2 separate regions of the Mus musculus genome follow, and region 1 is linked to region 2. The links are chromatin loops, found by intact Hi-C in ENCODE. Cell type or tissue: left cerebral cortex. All regions are shown on one strand. Region 1 overlaps Smarca5 (SWI/SNF related, matrix associated, actin dependent regulator of chromatin, subfamily a, member 5). Region 2 overlaps Abce1 (ATP-binding cassette, sub-family E (OABP), member 1).

Region 1 (5,000 bases), 1.0 Mb after region 2:
TTCTATAAGAATTTAAGCCTAAAATTAAGGGAAGAGGATTTGGCTGAAATTTTTAGATCTTTTTAAACATTTAACATTTCAACTTTAAAAACTGTTAGAATAGACATTTCAAAATGTTGTATTTCATCCTCTTAATTCTAGAATTTTTAAAGTCTTCATTACTTTACAATTAAACGCCAGTAATATAGATACCTTGTTCTTTCAGTTTAGGGAGTAGCTTGTCTAACACCACCATCTTGCCACTGTTGGTAACTAGATGCATATCTGTTGTGTACGGTGGACCAGGTTCAGCTCCATCGAAGAGATAAGGATGATTGCAGCATTTCCTCAACTGCATCAAAATGTTCAATAGCCTCATTTTGTCCATCTTCCCTGCTGAGTTTAATATGTCTATATCTTTCATTAATATCCGAGTATACCTATTAAAAAGAAAAATTGTTTAATATGCCTACCACATTGCATACTTAATCCCCTCACCCATCCCAACCACAAAATATTTAATAATTTGAAAAACCACTGCCTGAAATTTGCTTCCAATGGTCTAGGAATAAACTGGTATAACAGAGACTTAAAAAGTTTCCCATGTTTATACAAAAGCAAAAAGCAAAAAAAAAAAAAAGTATTTCTCAGCTTATGTGGTGATGATGCATGAAATACATGAATCTAGGACTTGGTGCATGTTAAACACTTTAACAAATGTACTGCAGCTTGAGCCATCATTTTTTTGTTTGTTTGTTTCATGGATCTTAATTCTGTCTATTTTGTCTTCCATGACTGGCCAGCAAAATGCTGTACTTTTTAAATACAGAAATTATGAACTTTGGGCAAAATTAAAAAGAAGCGCCGAGCAGTGGTGGAGCACACCTTTAATCCCAGCACTTGGGAGATAGAGACAGGCGGATTTCTGAGTTCGTGGCCAGCCTGGTCTACATACAGAGTGAGTTCCAGGACAGCCAGAGCTATACAGAAAAGCCCTGTCTCAAAAAACAAACAAACAAACATTAAATAGAAGCATATCACTCAATGTTAGGATAACTAAACTAAACCTTTAGTATTTTATCACTTGTCCCAAATAAACAGAAGGAAGACACCCCACCAGAATACACCTGGGCAGCAGAAACCACACTGCAAGCCAGTCTGGTGTGCTGACTTGCCTCCTCCCACCTACCTTTTAATGGGCACTGAATTAACAGGTTAAGCCTAATCAAGTACACAGAAATTCTAAAGACACAAATTAGGTAAATAAGACTGTAAAATGAAAATCTGGGAAAACAGTACAAGCAAGTATCTCAGAATACATACCATTCTCTTTGCATTTTGCTAAGACCCACATAGATTTTTACTTCTTTTTTTGGAGGCAAACTCTTTTCAACATCAGCTTTAATTCGACGAAGGAGGAATGGACGCAAAACCTTAGAAAGAGGGAAAAAAAAGATGACCTTATCTGCAATACTGATATTATTTCAAAGTCTTAAAATTATGTACCAAATACATAGAAACAATTTGCTTGAATAACAACTATTTTTAGTATTTTCCTGTCCAGAAAATACCATTTATTACTATTGCATTACTGACTCTCACCACTTATTCTATTTGTATTTATATAATACTTGCTATATTTTCATTAAATACTAGAAAACAATGACGTGTCTTAAAACTATTTTCACCATTGCTAATTCATGTTTGTTTAAAAATGAGTTACATCGCTTCTCGGCCTTTTGGCTAAGATCAAGTGTAAAAATGAGTTACTTGAACACATGCTGTTCAGCACTGCTTAAGACATGGCTAGCCCACAGTAAGACCTGCGTGACTGCGTTTAAATAACTACCCATTACAAAAGCATTCAATGTGACAACTATAAAAAACCCAGTTCAATTCAGTTTTAGCAAGTTCAGATTAGCAAATGTAGTCGGACTACAAATCCTTGAGTTCCTCCCAGTTCTTTTTTTTTTTCCTTTCGAGACAGGGTTTCTCTGTGTAGCCCTGGCTGTCCTGGAACTCACTCTGTAGACCAGGCTGGCCTCAAACTCAGAAATCCACCTGCCTCTGCCTCCCAAGTGCTGGGACTAAAGGCATGCGCCACCACTGCCCGGCTTGCTCTCAGTTCTTTCCTAACAGTAAGCAATATTCTTTCTTTTTAAAGATAGATCTGTTTCACCTCTTGTTTTTAATTGTATACAACACATTATTTCTACATATTATCACTTATAACTTTATTCAATGTTTATGATTAGTATCTTAAATTTCAAAAGTACTAGTCCTTTTTATAAAATATAAGTTTTAGTATAACAATAAAACAAAAAATTACTTTTATTCTTTCTTTGTACTAGTTTTACTGGCTTATAAAATAATGACTATATCACAAAACAAATTTAAAGTGGGTGAGAAAAACCATCATCAACTCTTTTCTGATTACCGCATATACCAAAGCTAGGCCAAACACCAGCTACTGCAGAGACAAGAAGACCTTCAGTCCCACTTGGCTTTCTTATAAAATTGTCCAGTAGCTTGATAAACCCAGCCAAGAACTCATCAGACTACCCACAAACTCTGAAACTATTAAAATTCAAGTTATTAAGATAGAAATTTGTAGAGAGTAGGGAAGTGATTTTGTATCATTGTATTATTCCTAAGAATGCCAGGATGAGTTTTAAATTTTTTATTATTATTGAGTGTATCCGTGCATGCTGTATCTGCTATGACACACATTGAAGTCAGAAGCCAACCATGTCGAATCAGTTCTCTCCTTCCACCTTGGTGAGGGTGTCAGGGATTTAACTGAGGTTACGAGGCCTCCAAAGCAAGCACCTTTCTGTAATACTGACACATGCCACCAGCCTCCCAGGCTGACTGCTTATGTCTCTTTCACCACAGGGTCAGAGTGGGGATTTCAGAATGCAAGGGCAGGAGGACAAAGTAGAAAACATCATTTCTCTTCTCCCTTGAGTTGATAAGTACTTTATATTACTCTGAGAAAAAACAACAAAGATACCAAACACTTGACTCTGCTGCATAGGCACTTTAGCCTGCTTTATCTACATGTACCTAGACATTTACTTAAAGGAAAGTCATGAAGTAAAGGGGAAAGTTAGAAAGGAATCAATTCCTGTGCCTCATTTTTCATCACTAAGATCTTATCAACACTCTAACATTTCAAGATTTCAGTCCTTTAAATAAGAAAATCCTAAACCACATTTAAATGTTTTACTGTTATCTGAATTAAAAGTTCCTAGGAGACTATCACTACTCTCAGATATACTTAACAAAAAAAAAAAATCTCAATACACAAGAATTTAAAAGTATAATTAATTTATATATGAAAAAAAGACCAACCTGGCAATAAGGGCTCACACCTATAATCCCAGCACTTGAGAGGCTGTGGCAGGATTACCTAGTACAAGCCAGCCAGGGGTGCAAAGCAAAACCACGTCTCAACAAAACAGAACAGAAGAGGAGAAAGAAGAAAAATATCCACTGAAGCCAGGAACCATGCAAAGTATTTATGTTTTCAGAGTTTGTGCTTAAGATCCATTAAGGAAAACCCTTCAGTCTTCTGTAGGAAGTCCTATAAATGAGACTGCTCAAATGACTAAAGATGGAATGAATACACAAAGTACCTAGGCTAGGCTCAGCCTAGATGGTCAACAAGAAAGGTGGTAGATATAACTGAGACTTAGGCTATGTAGAAGACAATTAGGAAGAGATTCAATTAGAGTAAAAACAATGAACAAAGAAAGAATAAGAAAAACTAGTCAAATGTTTCTAGCATATTTATGTAAAAGTAAAATTAACGCTGGTGTATCTGAAAAGAATAGGATGTAAGGAAGGAGAGGTGAGCAGAGCATGATTTACCTTCCAGGGAACTTACAGACATTTTTATTGTCATGCATGGCATGTAGGAAGAAGTGTTAGGGACTACATATATAGTACACAATGCAACCTTCTCTTCTCCTCCTATCCCCTACATATTACCCTAGCCAAAATGTGACCAAGTGTTTAAAAGCTCCAGTATAGGTCATGAAAGAACCTCTAGCGCATGGTTACAGTATCCTGAACCTGACAATCAAGAGTATCCTTATCGGCGGGGCAGTGGTGGCGCACGCCTTTAATCCCAGCACTTGGGAGACAGGGGCAGGCGGATTTCTGAGTTCGAGGCCAGCCTGGTCTACAAAGTGAGTTCCAGGACAGCAAGGACTATACAGAGAAACCCTGTCTCAAAAAACCAAAACCAAAAAAAAAAAAGAGTATCCTTATCTACCTACCAACTTTTACCTATGAACTTCTATACTATGAAGAAACTGAACTATGCAGTAGTAGCTTTATGTACACTCACTATATTTAGAGTCAGATGTATCAACTGGTCCTTTCAGATATCAATTTTTTAGATCCTGCTATGGAACTTAAGTGAAACTAAGCTTTAAGAAGTTATCTACTCTGTTGTTTTATCCTTTATACTATACCTTTTAAAACTAAAAGATTACTTTCTTCATTACATTAAAAATCCATTCTAGGTTCTAAAACTAGATACTAAAACTATCAAAGATTATCTTTCTAATATCATTTCAAACACTGGATTTTAAATTCAAACATACACACACACACACACATATATATACATATATACATGTATATATATATATATACATAACATGTGTATATATACATATATACATGTTATATACACATACATACACATACACACACACACACAATACCATACTTCTGTTAACAGTAAAATAATGAAAATACTTTCCTATTAAAAGTATGTTCTAACCATACTTACCATATGAAGCCTCTCAACTAGCTTTTGATCCCCAAGGCAATTATTTGTATCAAACCAGGAATCAAAGTCCTAGATCAACAAACAAAAACATCGTAAGCTCAAAGATAAAATTAACCTTAAATGCCCTATATCTCCAAGTGTAACAACTGTTTCTTAAAAAAAAAAAAAAAATTTAGTTTAAGCCCTTACTTCCCAAGTATCAGGTTTACTACTAGCT
Region 2 (5,000 bases):
CTGCTGAATTAGCAGTATTACAAATCTAAACTCACAAAGACTGAGAACCACAAAAAGTGTAAAGTAACCTACATATCAGCCTTTTGTATGCAAACGACAGCACAAGCAAATCTCTGCAACTCTCCTCCTGAAAGATCTTCGACATTTCGTTCTTTAAGGTGAGTTAAATCTACAAAGAATAATCAGAAGCATTGTGTTCAATGTTATAAATTCCATTTCACCTCTTCTGGGCATAATGCACACTGGATGTCATGACTCTAGGTCTGAATGATAGATATTCCAGTGTAGTATAATAATAAAATAATTACTAAAGCTTTCCTCATTAATTTGGCAATCCATAGCCCATCAAGAAGATTATGACTAAGTGCAGTTTATTAAAAGCATGTCCTCAATACTTACCAAGCTGCTGACATACAATTGCCTGTGTCTTTGTTTCATCTTTTCGGTCCAGAATAGAGCCCACTGTCCCCTGTCACAATAGAAAATTATCACTATATTCCTTTCAAAAATTTCACAAAGTAAAGTAAGTCTATTTTGATAGAATTGTTATCGTCCTACCAATAATCTACAATCTATAACTTCTATCTATAAGCAAACTGACCTTTGCAGCCTTGGGAATTTGGTCTACATATTGAGGTTTGATAATGGCTTTTAGGTCATCTTCGAGAATCTTGGTAAAGTAATTTTGTAATTCAGATCCACGGAAATAAGTCAAAATCTCTTGCCAATCAGGTGGATCCTAGAAATACAATTGTTATGTGAGTTTAAGATAAAAATACAAAGGGGACAGTTCCTAAATAAAATTACATATATTAAATAAAATTAAACATATATCTAAATAGAGGACTTCTAGTTTAAGATTGGAAGCAGACTTAGTTTCAAATCAAGGCATACTAACTCAAAAGTTTGAGAGAACTATGAATTTTCTGGTAAGCAACACTAACATTTTTATTTTGAAGGGATAGAACATGAGACTTGTCACACACACACACAAATGACAACAACAGGAATGACATCAGTACATGGCAGTGTAAACCAGAATTGGGAGGCTGAGTTCAAGGTCCTTTGAAGCTACACAGTAACAGCATGTCTTAAAAAACAAAAACTAATCCAAACCAAACTTGGGATGTATAACACCTTTGAACTCAACTCCATAAATTAACTTAAAAAAAGAACATTGAAAAAAAGTATACCCATCACTCTCATAAAAAATCCATAAAAGATCCAGACATATTAATTTCCATAATCTTTAATACATACATCATACTTTCCAAGGTTTGGCTTTTGTTTTCCTGCTAAAATTTTTAGTGCAGTTGACTTTCCAATACCATTAGTTCCAACTAATCCCAAAACTTCACCTGGACGAGGGATAGGCAACCTATTACAATATAGGAAAACAAAACAAAAACAACTCGCTATTACATGGAAAAGATACACAACAACCAAATGATGTATTTTAAAGCACTTGTATGCCATTAATAAGCTAAGAAATATATGCTAAGCATTAGTGGCTATTAGTGGAGAGAAAACAGCCAAGAGAAACTAATTGTTAGAAATGTATCCATAATGAATAACTTTATCCAGTTCTTTATCAAAAATGACATTTTTCTTCATAGTTAAGGCTCATCTTTAACACACTAAATGTTTTGGTAAAAATTTCACAGCAGGTACAATACCACATTGTCTTTTTCCCCCTAATCTCCTATTGCTGTTGGCTCCTTAAGAGCGGGCAGGGTGAAAATACCTTTTAATTAATAAAACCTAGACTTTCAGATTCAATATATTAATATTCAGCAGATAAAAGTAAGCAGTGAGGCTAGGCTGTGCACACCATTAATCCCAGCACTCAAAAGGCAGACACAGGCAGGTCTCTGAGTTCAAGGCTAGCCTGGACTATATAGAGTATGTTCCAGGACAGCCAAGGCAATACAGAAATACCATCCTGAAAAGCCAGAAAGCATTAAGGACCTAGTTATTTAATGAGGTCCAAGTCAGTACAGCATTTCCTGTGGGACATAACATTAGTTGATGACTAAAACCAAAGCAACTTTCTTTAAAGATTATTCGGAAGTAAGGGTACTACGAACCACTGTCAACTGTGATCATATTTTAGAATAATTTAAGGGGTTTTACCTTCCAGACATTCTGTATCTTCACAACACAACTCAACTGGGCATTTGTGTTGCTTTAAAGTCCCTCAAAAATTAATTCAACTATTAACTAGAATGAACTGCTGCCATTTTTTTGCTTGTTTCGAGACATGATTTCACTATGTAGCCTAGACTGGCCTTAAACTCAGAGATGTCTCAGCCTCATGAATGCCAGGATTAAAGACATCTGCTACCATGCCTGGCAACTGCTGACATATAAATTAACCTTGTATTTTATAATAGTCTACTACTTTTTGGTAGATGCGCAAGATCATTTTCATCCATATTCTGAAAACCCTTCAGGGAATTTTACCCTTGACTGAAGTAAAGAGTAATATACCTGTGAAGCTTGAAGGCATTGGCACAGTAGCGATGTGTTGTTTCTTTTTCCAAGTTGCTTGGCAAATTGACAATTGATAAGGCGCCAAAGGGACATTTCTGTTATTTAAAATAAAGAATCACATATTAATTTATGATAGATGAATTAACAATATTATTGAAATCTTTCAAGCATAAAATTTACAAATATTAGAAATAATTTACTTAAATAATCAAGTTCCTTGAAGATAATAGCTGTATACACAAATTTAATAATCTTTATGATTGATACAACTTAAACACTGTTCAATAGTTTCCATAATTTGTCTATAGCAGATGTTTTTTTTTTTTTCCCTTAAATTACTCCTGTCCTTGTTTGCTTCTTTCCTAAAGATAAAGTCTTTTAAGGTGTCTTGATTTTATTATTTGGGGGAGAGGGTTATATCTATCCTGCCAATAGATAGCCTATATATTGAATCAAAGTTTATTATTTTTCTGTTATAACTCATCCTTCTAACTTAAGAATGTTTCAAGGCTAAAAATAAATTAATATCGAAAAAGAAAACATCAACAGAACTTACTCATTGTAGTATTTGACTATCAGACAAATGTCCCCAGAACAAGAATGGCCAAGTATAAGGATGTCACTAAGAACAGTGGGAGCCTGAAGGCTGGGGTGACGGCTCAGGTGTGTAATATTGAGCTTAGATGGATCCCCAACACTCATGTGAAAAGCCTGGTATGGCAGTGTGTTCCTAAAATTTCAAAGCTGGAGGTAGAAACAGGGGGATCCATAGGGCTTGCTGGGAAGTCAATAATCAAGATTAGTGAGAGACCCTCTTTTTAAAAAAAGGAAAGGGTTGAGTACCTTTAGTCCCAGTTCTTGGGAGGCAGAGACAGTTGGATTTATAAGTGTTTGAGGACAGCTTAGTCTACAGAGTGAGTTCCAGGACAGCCAAGGCTACACAGAAAAACCCCGTCTCAACAAACAAAATAAAACAAGAATGAATGAACAAGACACCTGGTTTGTGACTTCTGGCCTTCATACACATATCTACCCATGCACACATGCACGTTAAAGAAAAAAAAAGGCAACAGTAATGTGGCTAGAAAAGTATCTCTATAAAGAATAGACAATGATAGGCATGACCAGAAAGGACAAGATCAGATGACAGCTCTGCTCAGTAGATGAATTCAGGGAACTGAAGAAACTCATTCAGAGAGAATGCAGTGAATCTTCACTTCAAACTGAGATCAAAACAAATTAAAGAAAAAAAATTGTTTTCTAGTAACTTCTGCCCCTAGCCATACCACTAAATTTTTACAACTATATTGTGTACTCTGCTCATTTCATCAATGCAGGCTACAGGTGATTTTAAACTCTTATGTGACTTGGAAAAGGAACCCACACCATTTATAAGTAATGTGGATTAGTCAGTGTGCAGGATGCATATATTTCCCTTCTGCTCCACCACCAAGAGTTTATTTAACTGGTGTTTTAGGCATTCAGATAGACATCTAAAACTTTAGAATATTAATTTCTTATAGCATCAAAATCAAAATAGAACAGATGATACTGTAATGTTCACAGCAGATTCCTAACACCCTGCATAAAGGCAGGCACACATGAAGAAGGATTAGTCAGTATTTGCCCGGAGTAATATTTCCTGCTTATGCTTTTCAAAATAGGAAAAACTATTTCCAGATTCCATATAAATTTTCTGGATACTTGAATAAGGTTTCAAAAACAAATATAATACACCCATGGCTTATATGTTTAACGATTTATAGGGAAGTTTCCAAACTTTGGTGAAGTAAGTTCCTTTTTATATTGGACTATAAACAAACAAAAAAAATCTAATAACTTATCAGTTGTTAAATCTTTCTTTTAAGTTGGAAATTTATGACTTATAAGTCAAACGTCAATTATTCAATGTAACAATTTAAGATGTTTAAAATTATACTATTGGGATAAATAGATACATATATGAGATATAGTAAAACATTTTTAGATTGAATTTAAGATATTTTAGTTGTATTTCTACTTAAGAGTAGTAAATTTAAAATTTGAGACAGGTATGGTACATTCTATGTCAGCTGGAGCTACACAGAGAACTGTCTCAAAAAGAAAATAAATAAACCTGAAAAACTATAATGCCAGTTATGTTATCTCTAAAAATTTCTGGAAAAGATGTGCTACATTTTTTTATAATAAAAAGCTCAACAGAGAGAAATAACCTAGTTAGAAATATCTTTACCTAGCTATATATGATGATTACTTGTTTTTAAAAGTTTATTATTATTATTATTAAAATTATTATTAGTGTGTCTGCACGGTGCATTATTTGGACAGTGTGTCTGTGTTTGTGTGATCTTGTGTTTGTGTGTGCATGCCATGGTGCATCAAGTGGATGTCAGAGGACAAATTTGTGGAGTTGTTCTCTCTACAGTTAAGTGGGTCCCTCAGTTTGACCTCAGATAACCAGACTTGTTCTTCCAGGACATCTCACTGACCCATTAACTTCTTAAAGG

The links. Hi-C counts contacts between places; a loop is a spot of excess contacts. Peaks named below come from ENCODE experiments on the same cell type or tissue, not always from the same donor. Only the 100,000 strongest peaks of a DNase experiment are listed, where the experiment ranks them.
Region 1: a loop joins it to region 2, with 5 times the contacts of the local background. A loop is called at or near these places in 21 of 42 quality-filtered maps.

What each region holds. Positions count from the first base shown.
Region 1 is chr8:80,719,386-80,724,385 of GRCm38, forward strand. Smarca5 (SWI/SNF related, matrix associated, actin dependent regulator of chromatin, subfamily a, member 5) reads right to left here. Exons shown (of 24, transcript NM_053124.2): 9 at 4,784-4,852; 10 at 1,303-1,412; 11 at 193-419. Among named protein-coding and RNA genes, the nearest start is that of Smarca5, 18 kb to the right of the region's middle. In left cerebral cortex, no CTCF peak of the experiment used is centred here; no DNase peak of the experiment used is centred here.
Region 2 is chr8:79,700,514-79,705,513 of GRCm38, forward strand. Abce1 (ATP-binding cassette, sub-family E (OABP), member 1) reads right to left here. Exons shown (of 18, transcript NM_015751.2): 4 at 2,491-2,588; 5 at 1,261-1,378; 6 at 602-739; 7 at 400-469; 8 at 73-169. Among named protein-coding and RNA genes, the nearest start is that of Abce1, 8.7 kb to the right of the region's middle. In left cerebral cortex, no CTCF peak of the experiment used is centred here; no DNase peak of the experiment used is centred here.